3 separate regions of the Homo sapiens genome follow, and regions 2 and 3 are each linked to region 1. Evidence: chromatin loops called from intact Hi-C (ENCODE). Cell type or tissue: chondrocyte. All regions are shown on one strand. Each heading gives the region's core, and the rest is flanking DNA. Links, peaks and the distances in the headings are about the cores only.

Region 1 (11,003 bases), core at 2,052-10,051:
TCTGGAGATATGTCACTGCACACTTGAAGTAGTTTATCTGCAAGATAAGTTCTTCAAAGTTTGAAAACTCTGAATAGCATCCTCCTATATGTTTGCCAGACCATGAGCATATCACTGCTAATGTCAGTCTCCAAAAAGAGCTTCTTACAAGGCTAGTGGCTGCCTTATTTGACAGCAAGGGAAAAATCAATACTGTAAAAGTTGTTAATCTTTATTGTGAAGATTGGTGATAATGTAACACAGTGCTTAATGAATATCTGGCATATCATAGTTGCCAAATAAATGGTGGCTATTAGTTATGTTGCCTTTATCCTTGTGAACAACCAGTCAAAATTTATCTCCAAGTCCTGAGGCTAAATATAACTACAGTCAATGGATTGGTATAATATTAGTTAATTTTAGGTGGCACTTTTTTTTGGGAAACTCAGCAATTAAGAGGAATGTCCAATGGGACAAGAAAGTCCTTTTTAGATGGTAAAGGGAAAACTACAAAACATTATGCTTCAATATTAGAAATTTTCTCTGGCTAAGTCTCCAAGAAGCCTTCACATTTTCAACAAAATGAAATCAATTTGTAGCTGGTAGGTATTAGCCTGAGTATGTAAAGAAAAGTAATTGCCAGCTTAAACCAAGTAATGTTAATTTTACTCTTAGCAAGTATCACGAGAACATTATTTAAAGGAATCCTGAGCTAGAGATAGTGTATTTGCATTCTATTCATTCACTTATTCAACAAATGTTTATTGACCACCTGCTAGGTGCCAAGCAGGATTCCAGGTTACAGAGGATGCAGTATGAACCAAACCTATATGGGGCCTGCAATTAAATGGCCATGTGACCTTGGACAAGCCCCTTGCCCTACCTGGACTTTACTCTCCACATCTTTAAAATAAGCTGGCTGAACTACATTATCTCCAAAGATCCTCCCAGATGTATCATTTTGTGCCCTCCTTAATGCATTCTTTTTGGGGTCTTTTTGGTGGGTTTTTGTTTGTTTGTTTGTTTGTTTGTTTGTTTGTTTTTGAGATGGAGTCTCGCTCAGTTGCCCAGGCTGGAGTGCAATGGCACAATCTCAGCTCACTGAAACCTCCACCTCCCGGATTCTCCCACCTCAGCCTCCTGAGTAGCTGAGATTACAGGCACCTGCCATCATACCCGGCTAATTTTTGTATTTTTGTAGAGATGGGGTTTCACCATGTTGGCCAGGCTGGTCTCGAACTCCTGACCTCAGATGATTCACCCACCTCAGCCTCCCAAAGTGCTGAGATTACAGGTGTAAGCCACTGCTCCAGGCCTCTTAATGCATTCTTAATGGTGATCTCAATCCAGTGCAGCACTGATTGATGTACATGGCACTTGAGGGTACCACAAAATCCTTCACAGGTGTACTGCCAAGCTCTGACCAATGGGTACTACGTTAATTTCCTTGAGCTACCATACTAAATTACCACAAAGCTGATGGCTCAAGACAATAGAAATGTATTCTCTCACAGTTCTGGAGGCTGGACTTTTGAAATCAAGGCGTTGACAGGGGCCATGTTCTCTCTGAAGGCTCTAGGGAAGGATCCTTTCTCGCTTCTTCCTAGCTTCTGGTGTTGCCAACAATCCTTGGCGTTTCTTGGCTTATAGCTGGATCACTCCAGTCTCTGTCTTCATTGTCACATGGGTGGTGTCCTCCCCGTGTGTCTGTGTCTCTGTTTTCTCTTGTTATAAGAATGGACAGTCACTGGAGTAGGGCTCACCCTAATCCAGTATAACCTCACCTCAACTAATTATACCTACAAAGATCCTATTTCTAAATAAAGTCACATTCTGAGGTTCCAGATGGACATGAAATTTGGATAGGGGGACACTATTCAACTTAGTCTAGCTACCATTTCTTTTGGCTTCTTACCAAAAATATGGACTGTTCCAGCAGTGTTCATCTGCAGACACTGTGCTGGAAAGGTCATGCTGCCTCGTGCAGAGAGGGGTGGGTTTGAGGAAGAGGTAGGGAGTACATCTGAGCATCAAGGCTGGCAACAAAGGAGCGGTTGTGTTTAATGGAATCTGTCAGGCTGTGCCCTGCAGACATGTACATCACTACAAGCATGGTCAGGTTGAGTGCCCGGGTTGTTCCAGGCAGTAAACAGCTCTGTGCAACAGCAACACTGTGTTTGGGATGACAGAGTAAAGAGCGAAATAATTGTGGAAGCTTTTCTAGACACTTGGGGACTTTATAAGATAGTGCTGTCATCATGATTACTTTTGATTGTTGATTTCTTTGATGGTCTTTTGAGTCATTTCATCCCTTCTAGCTGAGCACCAAAAATTCAGGCATTTAAAAGAGTGTGCTGGAAGGCTGATGGCTGGGCTGTGCAGGGCAGGTGTTAAGGACTCTAGCTCTGAAGGGGATTCCAGGGCAGAACGTCTGCTCTCCCATTTTATTGGCTATGTGTCTGTGGAAATGTTAGTTTCTTTCTCAAAGCTCAGGCTCCCTTGTCTATAAATTGAAGATAATAATAGAGCCTCCTCAATCATTATGTTAAGTAAAATAAGCCAGGCACAGAAAGACAAATTTTTCATGTTCTCACTTATTTGTGAAAGCTGAAAATTAAAACAATTGAACTCATGGAGATAGAGATTAGAAGGATGGGCCAGGGGTGGTGGCTGATGCCTGTACTCCTAGCACTTTGGAAGGCCAAGGTGGGTGGATCACTTGAGGCCAGGAGTTTGAGACCAGCCTGGCCAATGTAGCAAAACCATGGGTCTGCTAAAAATACAAAAATTAGCTGGGCGTGGTGGCATATGCCTGTAATTCCAACTACCTGGGAGGCCGAGGCATGAGAATCACTTCAACTCAGGAGGCAGAGGTTGCAATGAGCCAAGATCATGCCACTGTACTCCAGCCTGGGCAACAGAGCAATACCAGGTCTGTCCCGCAGACCCTAGCCAACAGATGAAATGAGTACTCAGACACAGGTATGCAGTATAAGAGCAGCTAGGTGACTGCCTGGCTGTAGTGGCCAGAGAGCAGCCCCGAGAAGCTGGAGCTGCTTGCTTTATTCAGTGTAGGCACAGTGCCGAAAACCTGGAGCCAACACAACCTGCAGGTAATTAACATTTATTGTTCCCCTTTCAGGGAACATCACGGGTGGATGATCAAAGGCCAGTTCCTGGTCAACAATAAGTAAACAAGCTTGATCAAGATAAATTCCCCTACACTCCCTTGCACCTATTCCTTGCCCTCTGCCTCAGGGTCAGAGAACAGCTGCCTTCAGCTATTCTCCCCCGAAGCTATGCAGATCCTTCCAACCTTTCAGAAGGCCTGCTCCTTTCCCTATAGTTTCTCCCACCAGTCTGACCCATCTCCTACAGAGCAAGACTGTGTCTCAGAAACAAAAAACAAAAAAAAAAAAAAAAGAGAGAAGAAGGATAATTACCAGGGGCTGGGAAGGGTAGTGGGGGACAGAGGGAAGTAGGGATGGCTAATGGGTATAAAAAAAAAAAAAAAAGATAGAATGAGGCAGGGCATGGTGGCTCATGCCTGTAATCCTAGAACTCTGGGAGGCCGAAGTGGGTGGATTGCCTGAGATCAGGAGTTCAAGGCCAGCCTGGGCAACATGGTGAAACCCTGTCTCTACTATAATACAAAAAATTAGCTAGGTGTGGTGGTGTGTGCCTGTAGTCCCAGCTACTTGGGAGGATGGGGCAGGAGAATTGCTTGAACCCGGGAGGTGGAAGTCGCAGTGAGCTGAGATCATACCACTGCACTCCACCCTGGGTGACAGAGCTAGACTCATCTCAAAAAATATATATATATATAGAAAGAATGAATAAGACCTGGTATTTGCTAGCACAACAGGGTGACTGTAATCAAAAATAATTTAGTTGTACACTTTTTAATAACTAAAAGAGTGTGAGTGGCTTGTTTGTAACACAAAGGATAAATGCTTGAGGGGACTTACCCAGATATGATTACTACATATTGCATGCCTGAATCAAAATATTTCATGTAACCCATAAATATATACACTTATTATGTACCCACAAAAATTAAAAGTTAAAAATAATAATAATAAAACCTCCTCATAGGATTGTAGTGAGAAAGAAATGTGAGGAAAAATAATTCATGTGCAGCATTAAACAGTGTCAGGAATATAAAAATGTGCTTAATAAATGTTTGTTTCTATTAAAGTATCTACTCATTTTTTCCTGTGCTGGAGGATCTCTTCCAACAAAAATATAAACATGCTAATTCTCTCATATTAAAACACACAAAAAAACCTTTCTTGATTCTGTTCTCCAACACCCTCCCTTTACAGTGAAATTTTGCAAAAGAATTTTTATTCTCTCTGTCCCCAAATCTTCTCCTCCCATTCTACAAAGAGGCCCTTGCCCCTCTCCCAAACCCTCCCATGATGTTGTGGTCTTCTGTGACCTCCAGGCTGCTAATTCCAGTGGTCAGTTCTCAGTACTCATCTTACTTGGCCGGTCAGCAGCTCGTGACTATTGACAACTCCTTCATTCTTAAAACACTTTTTCACTTGGGTTCCTGGAGCATCACTCACTCCTGACTCTCTACCTATTTCCTTCCTATACTGGAGTGCCCTGGGGGATTCCCTGGACTTCTCTCTTTTATCTTTGCTTCCTCCCTAACTGATCCCATCCAGCCATAAGGCTTTAAATACCATCTCTGATGGCACATAAACTTAGATATCCAGCCTGAACATTTCTCCTGAACACACCCTTTCAGCATCTCTATTTGGATCTCAAATAGACATCTCTAACTTAACATGTATGAAATCGAACTCCTGATTCCCCTCTCTGGTGAAACCTGGTCCTTCTGCAGTCTTCCCCACCTTAGCAAATGGAAACTGCCTCCTTCTAGTTGCTTGGAGTAAAACTCTGGAAGTCATCCTGACTTTTCACTTTTCTCTTTCACCCTGCATCCAATCCATCAGCAAACCTTGAGAGTTCGACCTTTAAGATAAATCTAGAATCTAACCACTTCTCTTCACCTTCACTGTTTCCACTGAGGTCTGAGCCAGCCGCATGTCTCACCTCTATTATAGCAATAGCCTCCCAACTATACTTCCTGCTTCTTCCCTTGGCCCCTTTAGTCCATTCTCTATCCAGAAACCAGAGTGATCCCACCCTTGGCTGCACATTAGAAACACCTGGAGAGTTTTAGAAATTCTAATCTCCAGGCCATATCTCAGACCAATCTAATCAGAATCTTTGGGGATAGGACTCAGGCACAAGCATGGGTTTTTTCCTTTTCTTTTCTTAAGTCAGATTGTGGTACTCTTCTACCCAGAAACTTCCAATGGCTTCTCAGAATAAAAGTCAAAGCCCCCACACTGGCCATGAAGCACTTCTCAGGCCCACCTTGCCCACCCTTAGGAGAGCAAGGACTTTGTTCTGCTCACTGCTCTGTCCATAGTGCCTAGGACCATGCTTGGCACACAGTAGAGCTCACTAAGTATAAATCGAAAGAATGAAGAAAACCCTGAAACCCACTGAGACCAGACAATAGTACCTGTAGAGCTGGTGATGGCCACAAGAGGCCGCTGTTGTGTCGTGGAATGGACAGGAGAGCGGGCAGCTGCTCTTCCACAGCCAGCAGGCCTAGCAGAGTTTTGAGTGGGAACAGCAGGGGGGCACCTAGGTGGTCAAGCGGACAGCTGGGACGTGGAAACATGTTTATTATCGCCCCCCCAGAGCCTCGTGCTCAACACCAACCCTGTTGGCTCCTAGAGATCAGCTGCAGCCCATATTGAGTAAGCTTTTTGAAGGGAACACACCAAAGTGAGAGCATTTCAACAAATACTCAATGGGGTTTGATGGACGCCAGTTCCTGCAGAAAGCCGGCGGGAGAGAAATGAACTTGGCCTGGTCCTGGTACATACAGCCCAGGAGCTGAATTAGATAGAGTTGGGGAGTCACTCTGAGTTGTAGTCCAGAAATTAAATTTCTAAAAATTGCAGAGGGACAGGCATAGAGCCTAGCTTGAATGCTTCCCTTCCTGAATCAGGAAAGTTCCAGGGCCTGTTCTTTGCCCTTCCCTCATTAGTGCGGGATCTGGCCAGCAGCCCGCAATGCGACGGGGCTCTCTCTTTGTTCCTAGGTGGATTGGCAGGTTGAGAAATAATAGACACACACAAGATAGTGAAAGCTGGGTCCAGGGGGTCACCGCCTTTTGGTCCCGCGGTGCCACCAATGCACTGGATATACCAGCATTTATTATTAAGTTTAGTGAGGGCGGGGGTAGGTTAGTGAGGGATTTAGGGTCGTTTGATTATGAGGTGAGATGGTCACATGGGGATGAAGTAATTCTTTAACATAACATTTGTATGTAGAAGTACAGTGCATTTGTATGTAGAAGTACAGTATACAAATAATTTACAATATAGTGTGTGCATCAGTAATTTCTAACAGAGCCTTAAAACAGAAACACAGTCTTTCCATAATCTATGATTAGCAAGATATTAATCAGCAGTAACAGTTGCAGCAAAAGCTGGTTACAAACAATCCATAGAAACAGGACGTGAAGCTAGACAATCGGGTAGACCAGAAATTCTCAGAAGGGAGTATGCCTTAACCCTAAAAAGTCCTAGAAGAGCTGTGGCAAGATGAGGGCATTTATAGCCCTATCTTATCCATATGGACAGGCGCCCCCCATGCGTCCATTTATAGACTCTCCACAAGGGTCTCATTCCATTCCCAGAGCTATGAGCATCTGCTTTTCTGGGATAGGAATCTTGGTGATGTGAAACCTCCCTGACTGCACGTCCATTCTTAGGCTCTCTGCAGGGGGAAGCACATCACGCGCTGTTGGCTCATTCTGGCAGTCCAACCTGGCATTGTCTTTACACAATCCTGCATGCAATTTTGTATTTACAATAATCAGGAGCATTTCATCTTTTATTCCGTAGCAATAGTTTCAGGGGGTCTCCCTACACCTCATTAATATAGCCATCTACATATTCATATGCATATATATGTATATATATGCATATATTTACACATACACACACACACACACACGTGTAGATAACATAATATATAAAACTGAGACCCAGTTCTCCATAAAACTCACCCAGTTTTATTCTCTATGATACAGTATATAAAAGGTCTGGGCTTGGAAATTTTTTTTAAAAAAAGGGAGCCAGGCATAGTGGCTCACACCTATAATCCCAACAATTTGGGAGACTGAGGCGGGAGGATCACTTTAGGCCAGGAGTTTGAGACTAGCCTGGGCAACATAGCAAGACCCTATCTCTACAAAAATTTTTAAGATTTCTGTCCCACTTCTATCTGTGTGACTCAAGATTTACATATGAAGAAGGTGGTCAGCATACCTGTGTTCCCTACTTCATGGGTATTAATCAAATGATGAAATATTGTAAACCCTCCTTGTGAATTGTGGAAATGTCAGGATGGTTTTTCTTTTGTGTGTGTGTGTGTGTGTGTGTGTGTGTGTGTGTGAGAGAGAGAGTCAAAGAGAGGGAGGATCTCACGCTGTTGCCCAGGCTGGAGTGAGTGGCACAATCATAGCTCACTGTAGCCTTTACCTCCTAGGCTCAAGAAATTCTCCCACCTCAGCCTCCCAAGTAGATGGAGCCACAGGTGTATACCACCACACCCAGCTAATTGTGTGGGGGGGGCGGGGGGAACACACGCATGCGTGAGTGCATGCATTTGTGTAGACAGGGTCTCACTATGTTGTCCAGGCTGGTCTTATACTCCTCAAGTGATCTTCCCACCTTTGCTTCCCAAAGTGCTGGGATCAGGATGGTTTTTCTGATGATGGTGGGATGACTTATTAGCTTTTACTAGTGGCACTTGAAGCCACCAGGAATTTAACAGAAGACCCATCCAACCACAGATCCAGGGGAGCCACAGGATTTATTTGCATGTTGTTTGCATACAGTTTAAGAATAATAATATTATTGACCAGGCGTGGTGGCTCGCACCTGTAATCCCAGCACTTTGGGAGGCCGAGGGGGGCAGATCACCTGAGGTCAGGAATTCGAGACTAGCCTGGCCAACATGGCGAAACCCCATCTCTACAAAAAATACAAAAATTAGCCAGGTGTGGTGGTGGGAGCCTGTAATCTCAACTACTCGGGAGGCTGAGGCAGGAGAATTGCCTGAACAAGGAGGTGGAGGTTGCAATGAGCCAAGATCGTGCCACTGCACTCCAGCCAGGGTGACAGAGTGAGACTCTGTCTCAAAAAAAAAGAATAATAATATTATTAATAATAAGAGCTAAAATTTATGGAGCCTTTGCCATAGGCACTTAAACCCATTACATGTAATTTTATTTAATCATCACAACAAATATATGGGGTAAGAACTATTCTAATCCTCCATTATATATAGATGAGGAAACTAAAATTCAGAGAGGTTAAGTTGCCCCAAATGCCAGGCTAATTAATAAATGAGACTTGGACCGAGGCAATCAGCTCCCTTCCCCATCCTCCACGTCAGAGCCTGCTGAATGAGCCAGGAGGATGACGAAATCAGACTTCTCAGAAAATGGCAGCAGGATGTGGTAAACCCGCTTTGAATCTTAGGGTCATGCAGACCTGGTGTGCATTCCAGCTTTACTACTTCTTTTGTTGTTGTTGTATTTTTTTTTTTTTTTTTTTTTTGAGAGGGAGTCTCACTCTGTCACCCAGGCTGGAGTGCAGTGGCGTGATCTCGGCTCACTGCAACCTCCGCCTCCCAGGTCCAAGCAATTCTCCTGCCTCAGCCTCCTGAGTAGCTGGGATTACAGGCACATGCCACCACGCCCAGCTAATTTTTGTATTTTTAGTAGAGACAGGGTTTCACCATATTGGTCAGGCTGGTCTTGAACTCCTGACCTCAGGTGAACTACTTGCCTCAGCCTCCCAAAGTGCTGGGATTACAGGCGTGAGCCACCGCGCCCAGCCCAGCTTTACTACTACTGAACTGCATAAGTGGGCAAGTGATTTATCTCCTCTACACTGCTGGTTTTTCCTCCAAAAGATGAAGATAATATTTCCCCTGAAAGGAGGTTGTTGTGAAGATTAAATTAGATAATACTTAAAGCACCCAGCCTAGTTACTGTCGACATAGAGGTCCATTAAATATTAGTCTACCCCTGTGTCCCCATTAAAGATGAAAAAACCAAAGCACCAAGAGGCTAAATGTCTTAGCCCCTGTGACCCAGTGTGTTCCCCTAGACTTTGTAGTCAGTCCTCAGGCCATCTCCAGATGAGATTTTATCCTTGCTGCAGTTAGTAGTCTAGGACCTAAACTTTTCTCAGTTCTCTCTTAGCTAATTTCTGATCTTCTCCCTCCTGGGATCCTGAGAGAGAGAGAGCTACTGGAAGCCTTTATGCAGCCTCCCTCCTTTCTTGCTTAAAAGGATAAATGAGGGAAGGAGAGGCTAAAAGCTCCCTTGGTCATCAAGAGAATTAAGGCGAGGAGAAGGGGTAATGTGGAGGGCAGAGATCAGTGGCTCAGGTCACGCCTGCTCTCCAGTCAAGAGCCTCTTAGCTCTAAGCCACCCACTTAGGTACAGCAAGATTCACTTAGTGGCACAGTCTAGAGTCACATGTGGTATTAGAGCTGAAAAAGACCATAGAGATTATTACATTTTCAGCCAAGCTTTATATGTGGTAGATGAGGCATCATAGGGAGATTAACTTGCTCAGAGACTCTCATTAACAGAGCTGGCCTCAGCACCCCAGGGTCCTGGCTCCCTGTCCTCTTTGCCTTGTACCACTCTGACTCCCATGACCTTGCTAGTTCTCTGCAGAGCCATTGGCCCTGGAACTTGGCATAGTCAACGCTACGGTGGTGAACTTTACCCTCCCACTGCCATCTTCTCCCCAGTACTCTTGCTCTGCTGTGTACCACTTAGGCTTCTGGCTACCCACGACCCCACACTAAGGTGCCTTCTCTAGGCAAAAACCCAGGTCCCAAAGCTTCCCCTATGCCCATTTCTCTATCAAAACTCACCTTTCCAACATCCTAAACAACTGTAAGATTCAAAAGAAAGTCTGCTATGTAATAAACTCCCCCATGTTCATGACTGATAGTGGACTCAAATGGTTCTATGGTGGTTTCTTTTTAAAACTGATCTCCTAGAGAAATGAACCTTTACTCGAAGGTTAAGGCACTTAAGGTAGAATTCTGGGAATTCTGAAGCAGAAAATCCTCCCAGCACACCTCCAAGAGTACAGTTGAGACAACCACCACCATTGCCACCATGTGATACTAGTCCTGGGTTAGAGGTATGTGTGTTTTCAAGCACTATCTTGATAATGATCTGGTCTCTTTTATGTATCTGAGAAATGCCCTTCTTCTTATCATACCAAATCTAAAGGCATTCATCTCCATTTCCTTGGAGCTCTCTTTTAATCCATCTCTCCTTTCCACCCAGTGCCTGCAGTCAAGAGAGTGCAGGAAAGGCGAGGAGGGTCCCAGCTGCCCTGTTACTGCTTCTTATAGCAACTCCCGAGGCAATTACATTCACCCCTTTCTAAAATTCTCAAGCACCAAGTTTCAAATGCCTCATTCCCACAGGACTTTACCTCTTTCTTACAATGCTGTCTAGGTAAATGGTAATAATGAAAATGATGGTGGTGCCAGATGTAATGGGTTTCTTCTCCACGTTATGATTCATGGTGGTCTGAGGGATAGAAAGAGCCCATTTGGATAAGCACAGTAGTCAAGAACTGAAGTTTATGCCTGCTGTCTTGACATAATTATTAATAGTGCCTTTCACTCTCAAAAGTGTCCTGGTTTGGGTGACAAACTATTTGGTCATCCTATTAGGAGCACAGGCTTTGAAGTGGATTTGACCTGGGTTCAAACCCCAGCCTGTTTCTTACTAGCTGAATGACTTTGAACAAGTTACTTAAGGTCTATGAGCCACAGTTGCCAAATCTACTGATAGAGAATACTATTAGCACTGAGTTCACAGGGTCATTTGGAAGGACTGGCCTTGCACATTGCCAAGCACATGGTAAGATTGCAACGTGAGT
Region 2 (11,003 bases), core at 895-8,894, 540 kb after region 1:
ATACATCTTGAAGTCTGTGGTTCTCTCAGCCAGAGATAGCACTCTCCCAGCCCAGTTAGGCTGTGAAGAAAGCACAGAGAGAGCTGAGCCACACGGTTGAGAAGAATCCTCCAAGGCCAGAGAGCACTTTACAGTTTCCAGAGGGCCACCACCTCGTGCCTTATCCAACCTCACTGCAGAACGGTGGAGTGGAGGTGCCAGCTCTCCACTGGCACAAAAGAGGTGCTCAATGAATATCACCTAGCGAAATGACAGGAAATGAAAAGAGAGCCAAACAAGACAGGATGGCCTAAAAATGACATGCCCTGAAATCAGACCACCCTGAGTTCAAATTTCAGTCTTGCCAGTTCCTAGTTGGGTAATCTCGGACAAGTTACCCTACCTCTCAGGACCTCAGCTTCCTTGTCTGTCATCAGGAATGTGTCTTTCTTCCCTCTAGGACTGTGTTGGCACACAGCACAGCTTCTCTAAAGGTCACCAGAAGGATCCTAAGTGCTTTAATAATTCTCGTGTCAGGCCTCCTCAACTCCATTCTAGAGGTGAGGGGAGGGAGTCCTGGAGATGGCTCCCCTAGAAGCACTAGAAGCATGATTCATGCCCTGGCAAAGCCCGTCCCCACCAAGCCCTGGGTCTTGTCCTCGTCTTCCCAGAGTCATGCTGGCCAGAGCTGAGACTCCATGCTATCATGTGAGCAGTCAGCCCTAGACACTCACATTCACCCCTGCCAGGAAAAGGGGATTCCTTTGTCCCTGATAACTCCTGGGGACCCACCCTGGCACAGGTAGGCAGACCCCCAGGAGGCAAGGCTGATGGTTAAATCAGGGGTTCCAGCCCACCTGTGCTGAAGAAGAACCTGGAAAGTGTGTTCAATGCCCAAATTTCTGGTCCCACCCCTGGCAATTCTCATTCTGCAGCTTTGGATTAGAGCCCAGGGATGGCATTTTAACAAATTCCCAGGGATTCTGATCTTCAGCCAGATCCCGGAGCCGCTGCTCTGACCTCCAGGTGGTTTAGAATGTGTGGTTTGGGGGCCAGGCGCAGTGGCTCATGCCTGTAATCCCAGCACTTTGGGAGGCTGAGGCAGGCAGATCACCTGAGGTCAGGAGTTCAAGACCAGCCTGGCCAACATGTAAGACCCCGTCTCTACTGAAAATTCAAAAATTAGCTGGGCGTGGTGGCAGGCGCTGGTAATCCCAGCTACTGGAGAGGCTGAGACAAGAGGATTCCTTTATTTTCTTTTTTTAATTTTTTGAGACGGAGTCTCACTCTGTCACCCAGGCTGGAGTGCAGAGGCGTGATCTCGGTTCACAGCAAAAGGAGGATTGTTTTAACCCAGGAGGCAGAGGTTGCGGTGAGCCAAAACTGCACCATTGCACTCCAGCCTGGGCAACAAGAGCAAAACTCTGTCTCAAAAAAAAAAAAAAAAAAAAAAACAATGTGTGGTTTGGAATGTCTGGTAGGCAGATGGAATCCTGGCCACCCAGGATCCTGTCCCCAACAGGGATGCTGCTTCATGCTAAGCCCTTTCCCTCTGCAGGTTGCCACCAGCCCGCCCATCTCCACCATGCCCTATGCTACCCTTCCTTGTGGCCTGAGCCTGGTGGTGGGAGCAGGTCTGCAAGGAGAAGGCACAACTGGATTTTTAGATGGATTGGGTGGTAGAATGAGTTCTGGGCTGGGGGATAAGAAATCCCAGCAGAAACCCTTCTGTTTTCTATATCCCTTTCAGGCTCTCAGAGCCTCAACTTCCTCATCTGTATACAGGGCTTATTCCCCTGATGGAAAATTAGAGATGGACACTTACCATGGAGCTAGTGAAGCTTAGGTCTCAGGGGACCTCATGTACACATGGCTCTTCTAAAGCCCTGCACCTAATTTTGTTTTCTCTTCCTTAAACAGGGGCCCATAAAATCCACACCAGGCCCTGACTGTAAGAGTGGCTATGAAAATGCCAAATGAGGGATAAAACCAGAGGGCTTTCACCTAGGGAACTCACCACCTCCAAAAGGGGAAGAGAGCCCTCCTAAGGTGCTCCTGGAGCTCCCCTCCTCACCAGCTTTGGTTTCTCCACTTTCCTACCGGATGAGTCCTGCCTCTTCCTGCCTGGGAGTTTATCAGCAGGGAGTGGCAGGGCCTGCTAATCAGGGGCTGCTCCAGGCCCCCGGGATTAACCCTGCAGACCCTGGGCCAGGGTCAGCAGCCCCGGCTACCAGTTATGCTCCCGGGTTCTCATCTGTGGATTAGATTGCTGGGGAGGGAGGAAGGGGAACTTTAGGGAGGGACTCACTGGCAGCCAGAGAGATTAAAACTAAATGAGAATACCTCACTCTCCTACTTAGAACCCTTCAGGGGGCTGCCTCTGCGTCTAAAATGAAACCCAGACCTTGCCCCACCCATCGGGCCCTGCCCTCCTCTTTGATCTCAGCCCTGGCTGTGGGGTGCTCCAGCTTCGCCTGCCTGCCTTCCTTCCCTTTCAGACCCCTTCCCTCCTCATTTGCTCTTGCCCTGAGACTTTGGCACTGGCTCTTCCTGTGCCTGGAAACTCCTTCCCAGATCTTCAAAAGGCACCTCCTGCAGGTCTCTTCTCAAACGTCACATCCCAGAGATGCCTTCCCTGGCCACATTTCTAAGGTCTTCCCCTACCCACCCCACTGTGCCACTCTCATTTTTCCCTGTTTAATTTTATAATCAGAGGCTGACATTCATATCTATTTTCTGCTATTCATCTGCCTCTCCCATGAAGAAGTGAGCTGAGATTCTCTCCTCAGCGCTTCAGACAGAGCCTGGTGCATAGAGGGGGGCTCAGTAGTAATTTGTGGAAGGAAAGGATGAGGGTGGTAGATCTGTGAAACCACCCTCCTGGGCTCTCGGCCAGGGTTGGGGTTGGGGGATAGAGGGTGGTTAAGCCAGGATCCCTGCCCAAGGAGCCATGTTCTTCCTATTGTGAGAGAGCAGATTGCGTAGGTGGGTTTGGAAAGAGAAGCAACACTGCTGGTTTCAGCTGCAAGCCCAGAGCTGGTTTGGACAAGGTGGTTCCCTGCCTGCCTGTGTTAGAACCCTCAGAAAACTTGTTACAGAGATGGCTGCTTGACCTGCCCCTCCGGTGGAAGGGAAGGCTTCCCAGAGGAGCTGGGCTGGGACATTGGTAATCAGGTACACCTGCCAGGGCAAGGAACTACAAGATCATGAGAAGACAACAGACGGTCTGGCTGTGGAGGGCTGGGAGCAGCAGGGCACCTCCTCTCCTCCCCAAGCCCAAGACTCCCAGGTGGGTTATGCTGAAGACCAGGGAGGCCCGAAATGGAGGAGCCTTGGGCTGGCTTCAGACCCCTGCTGGTCCTGCCAGCACCACCTGCGGCAGCAGGTGCAGGTCTGCCCTCAGCTCCTACCAAGCAGGGTCAGAGACCCCTCCTAGCATGCCTCCAGAACACTCTCAGGGAGACCGGGCCAACCCTCAGCCCTTCTTCCCCTTCCCTGCAGCAAGAGCCCTGTTTCGCGCACTCTGAACTGGGCTTGGGCCATGTTCCTGCCACACACAAACTGGGTGACCATAAGAAAGCTACTTACGGCCGAGTGCAGTGGCTCACGCCTGTAATCCCAGCACTTTGGGAGGCCGAGGTCGGGGGATCACAAGGTCAAGAGATAGAGACCATTTTGGCTAACATGGTGAAACCCCATCTCTACTAAAAATACAAAAATTAGCTCGGCATGGTGGCGGGCGCCTGTAGTCCCAGCTATTTGGGAGGCTGAGGCAGGAGAATCGCTTGAACCCGGGAGGCGGAGGTTGCAGTGAGCAGAGATCCCGCCACTGCACTCCAGCCTGGCGACAGAGCGAGAGTCCGTCTCCAAAGAAAAAAAAAAAAAAATCATCTCTAAGCCTAAGTTATGGGATAATAAACAAGACCATGGGAGGGTTGAACAACTTCATCGTGAAAGGCCCGAGCACATGGTCCTGAGCACGGCGAGACGCCTAAGTGCAACTGCGATGTTTGTCCTCTTTCCCCAGAACCCAAAGCGCCCGGGCCTGCGTAGCCCTGGCCTCCAGCGTCACCTGCTGGTCCAGTGGGAGAATGTCGCACCCTGCCGTCCTGGGGTGAAGGACTCCAGAGCCCCGAGTGCCAGCCTCAGCCCTGCCCCGACTCCCTCCCTGCAGCACGCGGGACGAGCCCCAACCCCAACCCCCGCCGCCGCGGGCCGGACCTTCGCATCCGTAACTTCGACACGGCAGTCTCCCTCTGCCCATTAGCATGGTTTGGAGGCTTCCAGAGAGCCGGGGGAGCCAGGAAATAAATCCCTTCTGTGAGGGACGGGACCGGCTCAGCCACGGCAGCTGGCCACGCTGCGTCCCCCGTGGAGGAGCTGTCACTGGGCGAGTGGACCCTGAGCCTGGGACCCAGTCCCTCGGGGTTCAAGACGAGTTCCAGGCTCGGCCTTGTTCCTCACCAAAGCAAAACCCACAGCTGCCTGCTCCACCACCGGGCGCCCACGGCGCAGGGCAGAGCAGGTGCTCCGATCCCCGTTTCACCTGCCGGGCGCACACACTCCCGGGCCCATACCCACGCCCACGCGCCCAGCAAGTTCCTGGGGTTTTTTGTTTTGTTTTGTTTTCTGGCTTCATTTGTTTAATGTTTCTCCCCTCAATCCTCCCCATCCCCTCACCGTCAGCTCCTGGAGGGAGGACAGAGCCTGGACTGCGTGCCCCATCCCCCGGATTCCAAGCACCTGGCACACGACTATGTGTTAAATAAATAAAATAAATAAATACTGTTTAAAAATGAAAATGAAATGTATTAAATTAATAAAATAGAACATTTCTAGCGACACACACAGGCACGCCAATCTCAGTCACACTCGCCCCAGGCACAGACACTGTCACTATGATTTGCCATCCCCGCCTCCCCACGCTGGAGAGCAGCGCCCTCACAGAAGGGCCGAGCCGCGGACGGGCCACACACCCGCGTGTACACACAGTCCGAGAACGCACACACGTACACACACACATGCGCAAGGCACGGCCTGGCCTTCAGGCACAGAGAGCCCATCCGGTTTCCCACTCAGCTCCCACAACTTCCCCCACACTTTGGTACTAAGGGCTCAGCTGGGTCCTTTTGAAGCCACCAAGGGAGGGAGTTGGGAAGGGCCCCAGTGACAAACAGTGGGGAGCAAGAATTTTACGAACTTAAGGGCTGTAAATTTCGGCCAGCAAATCCCCGCCCCTGTCCGTCCGCCCCGCCTTCCTTCTCACGAGGAGGGGGGCGTATCTTCCCACCCTCTGCTCATCCCCACCCTTCTCAAACTAATCAGCCAGTTCAAATGGTACCCTTCACCTATGATCACACCACTGTCATCAACGCCACCACCACTTAGATTGCCAGTGTTTGAATCCTAGCTCTGCTCTGAACAGTAAGTGCCCTTAGACAAGCGACCTCTGTGTCTTCCACTGCGAAATGGGAATAATAATAGTACTTACTCCTGGGAGAAGATGTGAGAATGAAGAGATAATGCACTAAAGCCCGGGGCCGCTATGCCTGGTCATTGTTAAATATTCATAAAATGGGAAGTATAGTTATTATAGGGTCTTTAAAATGATTATTCTTAGGATGCTATTTAAACTTAAAATAGCAGAGTTGGACAGGTTTTTAGAGACCTGTATTCCAGCTCTGTCTTTGTAAGCTGGAGAAAAAGAAGTCTAGAGAGTCGCTTGCTCAAAATCACACTGCCAGTCAGTGGTAGAACCACGTCAAAAGTTCAGATCTCCTAGGTGAGGAGTTGTTAGACATAATACCAAAATCACAATCTGTTTTCTGAAATTGATAAATTGGGCCAGGCGTGGTGGCTAACACCTATAATCTCAGCACTTTGGGAAGCCAAGGCAGGTGAATCATTTGAGGTCAGGAGTTTGAGACCAGCCTGGCCAACATGGTGAAACCTCACCTCTACTAAAAATACTAAAAATTAGCCAGGCATGGTGGCGCATGCCTGTAGTCCTAGCTACTTGGGAGACTGAGGCACGAGAATCACTTGAACCTGGGAGGCAGAGGTTGCAGTGAGCCGAAATTTGTGCCACTGCATTACAGCCTGGGCAACAGAGTGAGATTTTGTCTCAAAAAAATAAAATGAAATTGATGGACTTTATTGAAATTAAAAACTTCTGTCCTTCAAAAGACATTGTTAAGAGGATAAAAAAAGCCACATATTGAGAAATATTTACAAGTCGTATATCCGATATATAAGTTGTATCAAACATATATAAAGAGCTTGTAAAAATCAGTAATACAAAAACAAACAATCCAATTTTTAAATGGTCAAAAGACTTGAACAGACACTTCACCAAAGAAAATGTTTGAATGACAAATAAGCACTTGCAAAGAGGCTCACCATTAGTCATTAGGGAAATGCAAATTAAGATAATAATGAAATACCACTACACATTTACTAGAATGACTAAACTGGGGCCAGGCGTGGTGGCTCACGCCTATAATCCCAGCACTTTGGGAAGCTGAGGTGGGCAGATCATCTGAGGTCAGGAGTTCGAGACTGACCTGACCAACATGGAGAAACCCCATCTCTGCTAAAAATACAAAATTAGCAGGGCATCATGGCGCATGCCTGTACTCCCAGCTACTTGGGAGGCTGAGGCAGGAGAATCACTTGAACCCAGGAGGCAGAGGTTGTGGTGAGCCGAGATCATGCCATTGCACTCCAGCCTGGGCAACAAGAGCGAAACCCTGTCTCAAAAAAAAAAAAAAAAAATGACTAAAATGGGAACGGAAAGCCAACAATACCAAGTGCTGATGGAGATGCAGAGCAGCTAGAACTCTGATGCATTGCTGATGGGAATACAAAATGGTGCAGGCACTTTGGATTACAGTCTCACAGTTTCTTATAAAGTTAAACATATACTTACAATAAAACCCCAGAAGGGTGGGGGCAGTACTCACATCTGTAATCTCAAAACTTTGGGCAGCCGACATGGTAGGATCACTTGAGGCTACGAGTTTGAGACAAGCCTGGGCAACACAGTGAGACCGCCCCGTCCCATCTCTACAAAAAAATTAGAAATTAGCCAAGAATGGTGGTGCACATCTGTGGTCCCAGCTACTCATGAGGCTGAGGTGGGAGGGTTTCTTGAGCCCAGGAGTTTGGGGTTGCAGTGAGCTAGGATCTGGCCACTATACTGCAGCCTGGATGACAGAGCAAGACCCTCTCTTTAATAATAATAATAATAACATGTAATGGGGCCGTGGCAGCCAGGAAGGGGAGTGAGCACAATAGAAATGACATTCCTTGCCAAAGTGCGGTGGCTCACACCTGTAATCCCTGCACTTTAGGAGGCTGAGGCGGGTGGATCACCTGAGGTCAGGAGTTCAAGACCAGCCTGGCCAACATGGTGAAAGCCTGTCTCTACTAAAAATACAAAAATTAGCTGGTGTGGGGGTGGGCGCCTGTAATCCCAGCTCCTCAGGAGGCTGAGGCAGGAGAATCACTTGAAACCAGAAGGCGGAAGTTGCAGTAAGTTGAGACTGCACCACTGGACTCCAGCCCGGGTGACAAAAGCAAAACTCCATCTCAAATAAAAAAAAAAAAGAAATGATATTCCCTAAGGGCCAGTGACCTTTCACGTTTAGCCCCAACATGTTTGGTGATTTGAGGGTGATAGTCCTACTTTGAATAATAATAACAAAACCCAACAATCCCATTTCTACTCATTTATTTACCAACTGAAATGAAAATTTATATTCACACAAAAATCTGTATATAAATGTTTGTAGTAGCTTTATTTGTAATCAGCAAGAACTGAAAAGAACCCAAATGTCCTTCAACTGGGGAATGGATAAACAAATCGTGGTACATCCATGCAGTGGAACACTACTCAGCAATAAACATGGTTCCTGTATGTATTATGCTGAGCAAAAGAAGACTCAAAAGGCTACATACTCTATGATTCTGTGTATAGAACATCTGCAAAAGGCAAAACTTTGGGGACTAAAGAGAGTGGGCAGAAGGGTTCACACAGGAATTGGGGGATAATTAAATTATTCTATGTCTTGATTGTGATGTTGGTTACATGACTTCTGCATTCATCAAAATTTGCAGGGCCATACTTGTGGAACCATAACAAAGGTGACTTTCACTGTAAGTAATTATGCCTTATTTTAAAAGAAGAATTCAGATCTCCAGGATCCCAGCCCAGCATGCTTGTCACTGCACCCTCTCCAGGCGCTGTGTGATCTGTGGGCCAAAGCTCCGCCAGTGATTCTTAAGCTTATCTGGGTTTAGAAATCCTTTCCAAGAAAGCTGAGGCTCAGAGAGGGAGAGGAACTCACCCAAGGTCACACAGCCAGTTCATGAGAAAGCTAGGATGAGCTCTTCAATCTTCTGACTCACAACCTGAGCTTTTTGCATGTCACCATGCTTCATCATTCACCTTTATGTTTCCTTGGAAATAATTGTTGGTTTATTAATCACATTTAGGTGGTAAAAATGTGATGTAGCATAGTGATGCTTCCTCCCCTGGCCAATATTCAGGGAACCACCCAGCGCACAGGAGGAAAGCCTGGGTGAAAATCACAGCTCCGCCTCCTGCAGCCCTGTGACCTCAGACAAGTGTTGTGACTGCTCTGAGCTTCAACTCCTCCAATTGTGAGATAGAGATAGAAATACCAATACCACTTTGGGAGGCCGAGGAGGGTGGATCATGAGGTCGGGAGTTCAAGATCAGCCTGGCCAGCACGGTGAAACCCCATCTCTACCAAAAATACAAAAAATTAGCCAGGCTTGGTGGCGGGCATCTGTAATCCCAGCTTCTCGGGAGGCTGAGGCAAGAGAATTGCTTGAACCTGGGAGGCGGAGGTTGCAGTGAGCTGAGATCACGCCACTGCACTCCAGCCTGGGCGACAGAGTTAGACTCTGTCTCAAAAAAAAAGAAATACCAATGCCTACTCTATACAATTTTCAGGAATGCTAAATAAGATAAACCATAGATAGCACCTAAGTACCGGGCTCATCATATGTCCTCAATAAATAAATGATAGCTATTTTTATTACTCCTATTAACTACCCAGGGACTCAGACTGAACCACTATGCAGCATGACAACAGTGGCTCAAATAAAACCATGAAAACCACTCCCTGATCCTGTGATATCAATGGGACTGTGAGTGTGCCACAGTAGGAACTTTGATACAAGGAGTGTGTTTAGGAAAGCAAGGACAGAGTACGGGGGTCCAGGAGTACCCCATTTCAACCACTGACTGCCTTGTAGCCTTTGGCAAGTCCCTGCTTCTCTCTGGGTCCCAGTCTCATCCTACTGATGGAATTGAACTAAATGATCTCCAAGTGCCCTTTCAGCTCATGGCAGGGATCTCAAAAGTCAGTGTGCCTCAAGACAGGGATGCCTTCTCTCACCACTCCTATTCAACATAGTGTTGGAAGTTCTGGCCAGGGCAATTAGGCAGGAGAAGGAAATAAAGGGTATTCAATTAGGAGAAGAGGAAGTCAAATTGTCCCTGTTTGCAGATGACATGACTGTATATCTAGAAAACCCCATTGTCTCAGCCCAAAATCTCCTTAAGCTGATAAGCAACTTCAGCAAAGTCTCAGGATACAAAATCAATGTACAAAAATCACAAGCATTCTTATACACCAATAACAGACAAACAGAGAGCCAAATCATGGGTGAACTCCCATTGACAATTGCTTCAAAGATAATAAAATACTTAGGAATCCAACTTACAAGGGACGTGAAGGACCTCTTCAGGGAGAACTAAAAACCATTGCTCAATGAAATAAAAGAGGATACAAACAAATGGAAGAACATTCCATGCTCATGGATAGGAAGAATCAATATCGTGAAAATGGCCATACTGCCCAAGGTAATTTATAGATTCAATGCCATCTCCATCAAGCTACCAATGACTTTCTTCACAGAATTGGAAAAAACTACTTTAAAGTTCATATGGCACCAAAAAAGAGCCCGCATTGCCAAGTCAATCCTAAGCCAAAAGAACAAAGCTGGAGGCATCACACTACCTGACTTCAAACTCTACTACAAGGCTACAGTAACCAAAACAGCATGGTACTGGTACCAAAACAGAGATATAGACCAATGGAACAGAACAGAGCCCTCAGAAATAACGCCACATATCTACAACTACCTGATCTTTGACAAACCTGACAAAAACAAGCAATGGGGAAAGGATTCCCTATTTAATAAATGGTGCTGGGAAAACCGGCTAGCCATATGGAGAAAGCTGAAACTGGATCCCTTCCTTACACCTTATACAAAAATGAATTCAAGGTGGATTAAAGACTTAAACGTTAGACCTAAAACCATAAAAACCCTAGAAGAAAACCTAGGCAATACCATTCAGGACATAGGCATGGGCAAGGACTTCATGTCTAAAACACCAAAAGCAATGGCAACGAAAGCCAAAATTGACAAATGGGATCTAATTAAACTAAAGAGCTTCTGCACAGCAAAAGAAACTACCATCAGAGTGAACAGGCAACCTACAAAATGGGAGAAAATTTTCGCAACCTACTCATCTGACAAAGGGCTAATATCCAGAATCTACAATGAACTCAAACAAATTTACAAGAAAAAAACAAACAACCCCATCAAAAAGTGGGCAAAGGACATGAACAGACACTTCTCAAAAGAAGACATTTATGCAGCCAAAAAACACATGAAAAAATGCTCACCATCACTGGCCATCAGAGAAATGCAAATCAAAACCACAATGAGATACCATCTCACTCCAGCTAGAATGGCAATCATTAAAATGTCAGGAAACAACAGATGCTGGAGAGGATGTGGAGAAATAGGAACAGTTTTACACTGTTGGTGGGACTGTAAACTAGTTCAACCATTGTGGAAGTCAGTTTGGCGATTCCTCAGGGATCTAGAACTAGAAATACCATTTGACCCAGCCATCCCATTACTGGATGTATACCCAGAGGACTATAAATCATGCTGCTATAAAGACACATGCACACGTATGT
Region 3 (11,003 bases), core at 1,947-9,946, 390 kb after region 1:
TAGGTATTGGCTAATTGAGCTGTCACTAATAGTGCCAGCCTTGTAACATCCGCTTCACACCTCTCATGACTGAGACCTCTGCCATTTCTGTTGCTCACCACTTAACTGCTAGAATGTGGAGGAAATCCTGATGCACCAACAAGGAAGTTTCTGATCAGATAAGGATTTCAGGACAGTTGCATGTGCAAAACTATTCGTTGAGGTTCCAGAAACACTGATATAGAGACCCTCACAGAAGATACGGTCCCTTATGCACCCCACTATGCTTCACTCTTTGGGGTGCAGTTAGATATTATGACTTCAGCCAAGCTTCTTGGTAATAAATGCATTGACACACTGACATATTTAGTAGGTTGGGGCAAGTATTTTTAGAAGTTTTCATCCTAAGTTCACAACCACCATGCAAGCTGCCAGGGGCCATGTGATTCCTGCCCAGAAGTTCAGCTTAGGATTGAAAGTCTGGCTGGCCTTGACTCCCTGGGCTCTGGTCATCAGCAAATCATGAGTTTGGGCAACAAAGGTCAATTCCATCTGATGCTCATTTTTGTGAACAATTTGCCTCCCTCTTAGGGAGAAAGATTGCTAAAATAATTTTTGAAAATTACCTAATTTTTTTGTTGTTCAAAACGTTGAACTCCTCAATCTAATTATATCAGAGCCAAAGTATCCTGTGAAAACAAAGCTTTATATCCAAAAATGTGCTTTTGCAAAATTCTTTAATCTGTGTAATGGAGGGCAGAGGGTATGGGGTAGGAGGGTGGGAGAAAGAAAAGAAAAGAATTTGGATTCTAATTTATGACCATCTTGACATATGGTCAAAGGTGTCATTTTCCTACTCAGTTTCAATTCTGAGTTAATTTCTTAAGCCTTAAATAATAAGAACAATGGACAGCCTGGCCTGGCAGAGAGTTTCACAGATGACTTAATCTGAGCACCATCACAGAGAAGTCAGGACTAAACCCCCTACTGAGCAGGGCGGCGGAGTGTCCAAAGGTCTCAGTTCTGTGGAGCAGAGTACCACGCTTTCTGTGGAATGGGGACAGGGTCACCACGCTCACTAAAATGCAGTATGTTCCATTGCAGCAAAGCTTTCGCCTGTGTTCAAAATGCATGTCTAGCAGATTGCAGCCTTTTAAATTAAATATATATAAATGGTTGTATATAGAATATACTCTGGACTGTGAGGGCATCCTATTTTGGTATGCCTCCTGGCTGTGGATGGCATGTCCAGTGCTCTGTGAGTGTTTTCAGTCATTCACATTCACTATGTGTTTAGAGATTCTCTCCCTGCTTACAGCTGAAGGATGTTGATACAGGCATCAAGAAGGCTGAGGGGCAGATGGGGCCTGCAGGTTAAGGCATTGTTAACTTGCTCCATGGAAATGTCCATATCTTAATGAGTAAAAAAGTGTATTTTTCTGATACGTAAACCAGAATTGTGGGCGTGTAGGTCACATCACTATTTCTTTAGCAGCAAATCTGTTTTCCCAGTTGAGAGAGACAATAGCTTCTGCACAAGAATATATGATGGTAGGATCCATCTGTTCAATTGTGTCTGAAAGAATCTTTATTCCAAAGCGAAACCTGGGGAAATGTTTTACCTTCAGCCAGATGCTGTGTGTGTACTTGGGTCCCTTGTCTTTCCTCTAAGGAGAGGTGCTTGTGGAAAGTGGAGGTTGTGGGCATCTTTTCAACCTTTTCAATCTGACCTTTCAACAGGTCAGGTGAGAGAAAAGACAAAGCTATTTGAACCTATGTTTTTCTTATGTCCAGAAATCTGTTCTTTCATCAAACCACTAAACCACTCGCCTTAGCCTCTTCTGCAGTTTCTGGTGGCTCTATCTGTGGGCAAGGGACTCCTGCCTGTGAGAAGTGGCCAGGCCCTCCAGAGCAACGGGGTCTGGCTTCAGGGAGCAGTGGGGTGTGGGGAAAGCAATGTTCATCTTGGCTGCTCCATTTTTATACCATCCATCAAGGACTCTTGCGCTTCTCTCCACCTGTGACGTAGCAGCATTGCCTTCTTTCCTCTTGGTGCTTCTGGGCAAAACTGGAATTTGAAATCCAGAACTGGCGTTGTCTTCTTAAAGAGTATGGTTCCTGCCTCAGTTCCAGCCTGGTATGGTTCTTTGATATGCCCTGAAGGTTCTCACATGGAAACATCAGTATCCTGCCATTCATGTTGTTTTAAGATGTTTTAAAAACCAATGGACAAACTTCTTGCTTCAAGGAACAAACTCTTAGGTTGGCAACAGCATATAAAAAAAAAGATCACAGCTGAATCTCATGAAAGATTAAAAACCAAAGGATTCAAGACCGGTGTTGTAAAATGAAGAGGAATTTTACTTACATGTTACAGCTGCCAAGTTTTTAGATGTTCCTGTCATAGCTAAATAGTCACTGCTAGCCTTTCAGAGAACAGATAGTAACAATTGTTTGCAGCTGCAGTGTTGCATCTAATTTTGGTGTTTAGGCTTTTTATTTTGTGGGAAGCTTTTTGTTAATATCCTGCAGGGCAACTGCCTGTTGGGAGGGAGAGGATGGAAGAAGGAGCTTACTCTGGGGGCCTTGCCTATTGAGGGAGGCTGTTGCCCAGAGCAGTTGCTTCATGGAAGTCATCCAAAGGCGCTCTCAGTCATTACAATGACAGGATCTCAAAGTTGGGAAAGGGCTGTTAAGTCATCCAGTCTAGTCTCCACATAGGTGCTGACATTCTGCCTACAACCATCCCACCAAGGGGTTGAGCAGTCTGGACTTAAACACCTCCGAGGACAGAGAACCCACTACCTCGTGGAGAAGCCTGTTCTTTGTAAACCTCTGGCTTTTCTATGTTCTCTGTAATTTCCATCTTAGTCTCTGCCCCATGGGGGCCACATGGGACAAGTTATTTTTGGCAAAGCACCTAATTGCTGGCACTGTCCCAAAGCATAGCGTTTGCCTTTTGGAAAGAAACAATGCTAGGACATGGACACTTTGGTACACTGTCCTTACCCCTGAGTATTAGTCCACTCAGTTCCTTGTTGGAGAATGTTGAGAAAACCCTACTGGCTGGCTTGTTTCTGCCAAAGCTTGGGGAGAGGAGAGGGGGATGAGAAGATGTTAGCAGCCTGCTAAACCTCAGACAGATGAGGACTCAGTTCTGTGCTTGCCCCACAAAAACGGATGCTCACATCATCAGGAAATTGTTCAGCTGGAGGATTTATAACTTCGTTGCTTTGCATGAAGTTTAAAGTTTTCATGGTTGCCCAGGGCTTGTACCTTAGATTCCTGTAAGGACTTTGCACTGTTTTTGCTGAGAAAACAACGCTTCAGGACTTAAGGTCTAAGCGTCAGAGAAGTGCCGTATTTTCAAGGTGGAAAGTCTGTTAAGCTTGCTGTTGTCCAATCATCCGTTTTTAGAGATGGGGAAACTAAAACTCAAAAAGATGTGCCTGAGGTCATATGGCATTATCAGAACCAACCTCTGGCCCTCTTGACCTGTCTAGCATTCTTTCTTTCTGACCTATAGGATGACTCTAATTCAGTCTAAATCGGCTGCCCTCAGATTCTTGAGAACTTAAAATTGAGCAGAAATTCCCAAGGCCAACCTAGCTCTCAGGGACCAACCTGCAGAACTCAAGATTGAGCGAAATGTTTAGGCCAGTTGAGTTTTGCAAAATGAGTGGTAAGGGAAAACAGATCTAGCCTGTTATTTAAAACCAGGGTTCAAAAGCCCTATTGGGAGAGGTAGTATTGTCCTAGCATTTAAATTCTCATGAAATGTGCTTGGTCTGTGATCTCTTGGTCAGATATCTGCCTTCCAGGCGATCCTTTGAGGTTGTGTAATTCAGCTGGCCCTGGCTCCTGGTCCCTGTTACTGAGCTGGGCAGTCGAACCGAAGGGCAGATGAGCTCAAGATCATGCCTTGGGAAGCATGGTGCTCTAGGGGTGCCTTTTTATTCCTTTCATTGTATTATAGACTGTTTCCAAGTTTATGGTTAGAAATGGTAAAGTGGGTCTGGTGTTTTGAGGTAGAACCCAGCCTAGGGCAAGATATGAACTGTTCTTGAGGTAGAAATGTCTACAGTCAGTTGTTTCATCTAGCTTGCATCTTAAAACACAAACCCTTCAGTTGCTTTCACTTAATGCACACATTTGCCAATGACAGAGGGTTATACAGGATCCTTCTTTTACATTTCTATTGTCTGCTACGCTCATCAGAGTATATTTTGGGGTACAAGGTTTTGGGGGTTTTTTTTCCCATTTTGTAACTGCCTTATTGAAAAGTAAGTGCCCTTCCATTCCAGGCCTCCTCATATTGTACTTGTTTCCTGCCAAATCTGGGGGATCATTTGTATTTTAACTTCGTAATCTATGGCTCTGTACTGTTGAAAGGCTCTCAATTCTGTGGGGTCTCCTTAGTATGTATGTGACTTTTCATGTTGCAATATCACACGATGGGATGGCCCGACTTTTGCTCTTAATAAATAATCTGAATGAGTAAGAGACCCTCTGTCTTCCCTTTGAATTTTTATATAGAATTCAGATGCTTTCACTTCCACATTTGGCCCCTGGCAGTGTATTACAGTGATTAATGACAGTGGTCTTTCCTCCCAGCTCCAAATACTAGCACCTACATCCCCAGTGCACACTGAGTTTAGATCCCAGAAGGTTAGGCCCAAGTTCCAGTACTGCTATCCCATTCACTCACCTGGAAAGAGACTGACTGGGTCCAACAGCCTGAGTCTGGAGCTCAACTTCCATGTAGTGTACTGGATGCACTGGGCAAATAGAGTTCTCTCTCTGGGTCTTCAGTTCTCCATCTAAATAAACTGTATGGAGGATTGATTGCACATTGAAATATCTGCAGAGGGTGAGCTGCAAACTGGAAAACTCAGGTCCCTTCTAAGGGCAGCCACTACTCAGCTCCCCGCTACTGTAGCCTTATGGGCACACCAGCCCTGTGTGACCGGGTCTTGCAATTTGACTGGAGAAGCTGGAAATTCAGATCTTCATGTAAACATCCCAATGTTTAAATGTCTCAAAGACATTTTTAACAGCGTGTGACCTGGAGTTTCTTCACCTACAGTAGAGTCTTGCTATTTAAAGTTGGTCCATCATCTGGGCACTTGTTGGAAATGCAGAATCTCCCAGCCCCTCCTGCTGGCCGTCTACTGAATCAGAATCTGCATAGTAGCAAATTCCCTAGGGATACTACAGCTTGAGAAGCCAGGGCAGTATGACTGCACGTTCCTGGTGGAGGTCCCTGAGGCTACCGGATGACGCCTCTCGCCTGTCCTCACAGTGCTAGAGAAGAGAAAGGCAAGCCTCAAGTTCAGGTCTCCCACTTCAAGCCTGTCTCTAGTGCCACTTTACCACAGCTTTGTCCTCAGCAGAATGAAAAGGGAGAAGTGCAATAAATATTTGTCTTTATCATATTAGTTACATAGAAGTAATACATCTTAGCTCTAAAATTTTAAGCCTTACAGAAATTTTAAAAGTGCAGATCCTTTCCTTCCCACATCCTTCTCCTCTCCCATTCCACTCCCCTGTAAGGAGTGTGGAGGGTGGCTTTTCATGAGATATTTGAGAGGACAGGAAGTCCTGGCTCTCACCAAGGAGCTCACAGAATTAGTGATGGATTGTTGCTGAAGGACACCATCATTTACAGGGTCCCTGAGTTGCTTTAGAAAGCAAAGGAAGTTCCAGTTTTCATACTGTGTTTCTTAGCATAAGTAGTTGCTTCCCCTCCTCTGCCATCCTCCCATTCTTTTTTTTCTTTTTTTTTTTTTTTTTTGAGACGGAGTCTCACTTTTTCACCTAGGCTGGAGTGCAGTGGCGCAGTCTCGGCTCACTGCAAGCTCCGCCTCCCGGGTTCATGCCATTCTCCTGCCTCAGCCTCCTGAGTAGCTGGGACTACAGGCGCCCACCACTGCTAATTTTTTGTATTTTTAGTAGAGACGGGGTTTCACCGTGTTAGCCAGGATGGTCTCGATCTCCTGACCTCGTGATCCACCCGTCTTGGCCTCCCAAAGTGCTAGGATTACAGGCGTGAGCCACCGCACTCGGCCTCTCCCATTCTTTTATACTGTGTCTAACCATGGGGGCCTGCCTGCTGTCCTCACACACTGAATGGCAAAGGGGTGCTTTGTCCCCACACTTTGAAAACTGGCTGACCCCCTGCTGCAGTAAACATCCCTTGATGATCCACAGATATCAATTTAATGGAAAGATGGAGATGAACCCACATGTTAATATGCTATTAGAACAGAAGTTTCACGAGGAACCCAACACCCTTTTATTTTCTTTTCAAAATAGAGCTTTAGGACATCGAATATCAGATCATCTGAGGTCCGGTGTTTTAATCCCAGCACTTTGGGAGGCCGAGGCGGGCGGATCACAAGGTCAAGAGATCAAGACCATCCTGGCCAACATGGTGAAACCCTGTCTCTACTAAAAATACAAAAATTAGCTGGGCATGGTAACACGCACCTGTAGTCCCAGCTACTCAGGAGGCTGAGGCAGGAGAATCGCTTGAACCCGGCGGAGGTTGCAGTGAACCAAGATCGTGCCACTGCACTCAGCCTGGCGACAGAGCAAGACTCCATCTCAAAAAGAAAAAAAGTGTGGCACTTGCCACCCCTTACCCCCATCAGAATCCCCTAAGCACTCTGTTGCAATGCCAATTCCTGGGCCCCCATTCCAGATCCTCAGAATGAAAAGCTCAGGGTCTAAGTCCCAGTAATAATGATTTTTAAAATTTCTCCAGGTAAGACTTAAGCTCAATAAAGTTGAGAAGCACCAATCTGGTCCAGAGGTTTCCCAATCCCAGCACAGAGATGAACAGCTTCAGTATCACCTGTTCAAATACTAGTTAAAAGTTCCCCTTGAGCTCTCTTTCATGAGAATTTTCTCAAGTGAAGCCCAGGAAACTATGTTTTTATAAAATCCTCTCGGATGCTGGGCGCGTTTTATAAAATCCTCTCGGATGCTATAATCGCAGCAATTTGGGAGGCCGAGGTGGGTGGATCACTCGAGGTCAAGAGTTCGAGACCAGCCTGGCCAACATGGCGAAACCTTGCCTCTACCATACAAAAACATTTAGCTGGGCATGGTGGCACATGCCTGTAATCCCAGCTACTAGGGAGGCTAAGACAGGAGAATCGCTTGAACCCAGGAGGCGGAGGTTGCAGTAAGCCAAGATTGCACCACTGCACTTCCAGCCTGGGCGACAGAGCAAGATTCTTATCTCAAAAAAAAAAAAAATCCTTTCAGAAATTTATCTGCACATCCAGGTTTAGGAACCACTGAGTCCAATCCCCTAAGGCCCTGGTCAAGAAAGTATTATAACTATGTTACGTTCAGCATCAAACAGCTCAGAAGTGGCAGAGTCTGAGCAAACAGAGTGGCTGACACTGTTGTCATTCAAATGGATGATCTTCAGTCTGCAGAAAACCAGAATGAAAATAACCCACCATTCCAGCCCAAGACCTGACACAGAGGAGGACACTATATTTATTTAGTACTGGGACTGAGTCTTCTGTGTACTCAACAGTTTTTTGTCTACAAAGATCTTCTATATTCAGGAATAATAATAGCTATCAAGTACAGAGTCCATGCCAGACAATGGCTAATAGTTTTATGTGCATTAATTCATTTAATCTCACTACAATCATACAAAGTAGGAACTATTATTAACTCCAATTTATAGAGATGTAAATACAGTCTCAGAAAAGCTGAGGAACTTGCCCCAGTAACAATGAGAGCCAAAGAGGTAAAGGCACTCCCAGGATGGATCCCCAAGGCTTGCCTCGCTCTAGGGATACTGCTGTCAACCCCACCGTCCAAGAACTCAGAATGCCAAGCTCTGAAGCAGCGCAGCTACAACAGTTACCCTTGTCCCAATCAACTGGATTTACTAAACTTTAATGAGGGATTTTGAGAAGTCACTAGGACTCTAGTTAAGAAATTTAATAGGGTTTAATGGAGGTTAACAAGGTACATCCAACCTTCTAGCCAGGTTTTAACTTACCAGAGCTGAACAGAGATTAACAAGCCCAGGAGGTGTAAAGGCACCTGCATGATTTAATGGGGTTAATGAAACTGTCAGAGGTTGGCTGAGAGGGAGAGAACTGGAGCATGCTGCTGTTAACAGTCGATCTGGTTGAGGTCAACAGACATTTATTAAACAGCTGAAGCCTGCCCTGTTCTGCCCTGGGCACCACAAGGGTAGCCAGTTAAGAAAGACCACAACTGATATGGCAACCATGGTTAGTCCTGGTTGGTGATTTTGGAGTAAATTTGACTCTCTTCTTTGTGCTTTCTTGGTATCATCTAAACTGGTTATAATGAACACAAATCATTTTCACCGTAACTGTAAAATAGCAAAGCATTTTTAAGTGCCTTCAAAGCACTTACTACCTGCTTGCATAGTTTACTTTACATATTCCCGAAACATATAGAAAGTAGTAAGAGAAGTAAAAGCAACAACAATAATACAACCTTAAATTTGAGCAGCACTTAAAGTGTTGTACAGCGCTGTCATCCATCACTTCTGTGAGTTTTTGTCACGCTATGAAACAGTGATATACAAAGTCACACTGGTAGTGGAGAAGACAGAGAAAATCTTCATCTTCCGCCTCCCGAATTGGTACTGTTTTTTCACTGAGCACTTACAATGTGACAGTCCCAATGGTAAGTAAGCACTGTACATGCCTTGATAACCCTATGAGATGAGTATTATTATTATCCCCATTTTATAGATGAAAAAATCGTTTAGAAGGGTGAAGTGGCTTGCCCAAGGTCACCAGGAAACGGTGGGGATGAGTCACACAGGTTCCAGCGTCCACTATGTCATGCTGCCTAATACTTGAGTAAGATAATATTTCGCAAGAGCATTGTTTAGAACAGTGAAGAACTGGAAACAGCCTATATATCAAATACTAGGAGACTGGTCTTGAAAGCATTATACATATGTCATAATTGTAAAATAATGTTTAATGACATAGAAAGATATGCATATCAGCTTAGAAATACTATATATGTAAACATATGTATACAGAGTATCTATATACAACTATATGGAATATGTATCTGTATAGATATATGTTTATATACATAGTATACATGTATATTTATACACACATATCTGTAACTATGACCATATATAATTTTTTTTCTTTGAGACAGGGTCTCACTTTGTCACCAGGTGATTGGAGTACAGTGGTGCGATCTTGGCTCACTGTGGCCTCAACCTCCCAGGCTGAAGTGATCCTCCTGCCTCAGTCCCCCAAGTAGCTGGGACTACAGGCGTGCACCACCACCATGCCTGGCTGATTTTTTTGGTATTTTTTGTAGAGATGGGGTTTTGCCATGTTGTTACCCAGGCTGGTCTCGAACTCCTGAGCTCAAGCAATCTGCCAGCCTTGTCCTCCCAAAGTGCTGGGATTATAGGCGTGAGCTACCATGCCCAACCCTGCTATGACCATATTTATAGGTAAATCAAAGCATCTACTTGCTAACTTCATGTGTAGCCACACTCTATCTATGTGATTCAGAGTAAGGGGAAAATACCAAGGAAAAGGCATTCTGAAAAGTAGGGGAGCTTCCCGGAAGAGGAAGCACCTAAGCAGGCCCTTGAAGGAAACAGGTTTGATGAGATGAGAGTGAAGGGAAGTCCAGGCTGATGTGACAGTGAATGAGGAGCAGAAAGCCTCATGCTGGAATGAGTACCTTGAACTTTGGAGTCATCAAACCTGCTATTATTAAAAAAAACAACCCATTGATGAAATATGGTCACAAAAGTATTTGAGTATCTGCTGTGGGCCAGGTGCCAAAGGAAACGGACTCTGTCCTCCAGGAGCCAGGAATTTCAGAGGAGCTAAGACTCAGACAGGAGTGGGAAGTAGTCCTTCAACTACTAAAATCATAGAATCTGTGATGAAAGCTCGGAGCCCTGCGTCAACCCTACTTCTGAGGAAGGAGCAGTGCATAACGGGCACTTGAAGTCTTAGAGAAGCCAATGAGGGTTAGCAAATGTAATGAGCTTAATTAAGCTAAAACAGTTAAAAGAGACTTCCTGAGGGCTCATAGCCACTAGCAAGATTGGCCTTTGTTAAGTGAGCAGTGGGAGGTTACCTGTGCCCAACCAGAGCCTCTCCTGCCTAAGTGATGGGGGATGCAGGAGTGGACCAGGCTTCAAAGGGAGCCATCCAGTCAGCTGGGCTGGGACAGGTTCAGCAGAGCTCAGACTCAGCCACGCGCACTAGCAACTGCCAGAAGGTGAAGCTGTATCTAATGAAACTTACTGAAGCCCAAAGAATGAGGACTGAGGGAATCAATTACTCACAAGACCGCAGCCTGCCTACTGGGGTTTATCTAAACTAGATGAAGTTGAACTTGGCTGAGTCAATTTAAACAGTTCCAAGGGGGCTCCTTCATCTTCAGCGAAGGGTGTTCTATCTCTGGTGGCTAATATAGTTTTCAAATGTATGCTATTCGTATTTCTATCAAGGAATATTTCCAAAGCTGGATATGAAAAGATGGTCAGGATGGCCCAGCTGCAGAAATATAGCTATTATTTGTTAAGCACCGACTGGGAAGTAGACACTGTGCTAGGGTCTTTGTATATGGTCCTAATCCTCACACAGACCTGCAAAGAAGCTATTATCATTGCTAGTTTTCAGATGGGAAAACTACAGCTTGGAGAAGTCAGGTGACTCACCCAGGGTCTCACAGTGAACTGGGATTTGAGCCTATGTCAGTCTGACTCCCCTGTGCACCATGCAACCTACACCACAGAATGAAGTGGAATATTGACCATGCTGGGAAGATGGAAGAGTGGTAAAAGCTGTTGGAAGAACTCAGGATCCCAGCAACCTGGGTTATTTAGTGCAGGGGGAAACTGCCCTCTGTGTTCCATTAGCCCTGTGTAGTAGTGGCAGAAATATTCTGAGTTACTAGGAGAGGACTGTGTTTGTTCAGTGGCTTCTATTCAAAGGAACAGGAAAAAAAAGTGTGGCGCATTT

Evidence for each region. A loop is a pair of places that touch in the nucleus more often than their neighbours do. Peaks named below come from ENCODE experiments on the same cell type or tissue, not always from the same donor. Only the 100,000 strongest peaks of a DNase experiment are listed, where the experiment ranks them.
Region 2: it touches region 1 in a loop (6-fold over the local background); 20 of 110 quality-filtered maps call a loop at or near these places.
Region 3: a loop joins it to region 1, with 5 times the contacts of the local background. A loop is called at or near these places in 17 of 110 quality-filtered maps.

The regions. Positions count from the first base shown.
Region 1 is chr5:154,066,942-154,077,944 of GRCh38, forward strand. No RefSeq gene overlaps it. Among named protein-coding and RNA genes, the nearest start is that of MFAP3, 33 kb to the left of the region's middle. RefSeq lists an enhancer at 5,453-5,502. In chondrocyte, for the core only: a CTCF peak has its summit at 5,548 (motif pointing right); a DNase peak (open chromatin) is centred at 5,586.
Region 2 is chr5:154,606,470-154,617,472 of GRCh38, forward strand. No RefSeq gene overlaps it. Among named protein-coding and RNA genes, the nearest start is that of MIR3141, 16 kb to the left of the region's middle. RefSeq lists a silencer at 4,262-4,311 and an enhancer at 4,713-5,482. In chondrocyte, for the core only: CTCF peaks have their summits at 4,069 (motif pointing left) and 4,309; DNase peaks (open chromatin) are centred at 4,073 and 4,452.
Region 3 is chr5:154,456,570-154,467,572 of GRCh38, forward strand. It overlaps SAP30L (SAP30 like), which reads left to right. Exons shown (of 4, transcript NM_024632.6): 4 at 1-4,484. Among named protein-coding and RNA genes, the nearest start is that of SAP30L, 16 kb to the left of the region's middle. In chondrocyte, for the core only: a CTCF peak has its summit at 5,144 (motif pointing left); no DNase peak of the experiment used is centred there.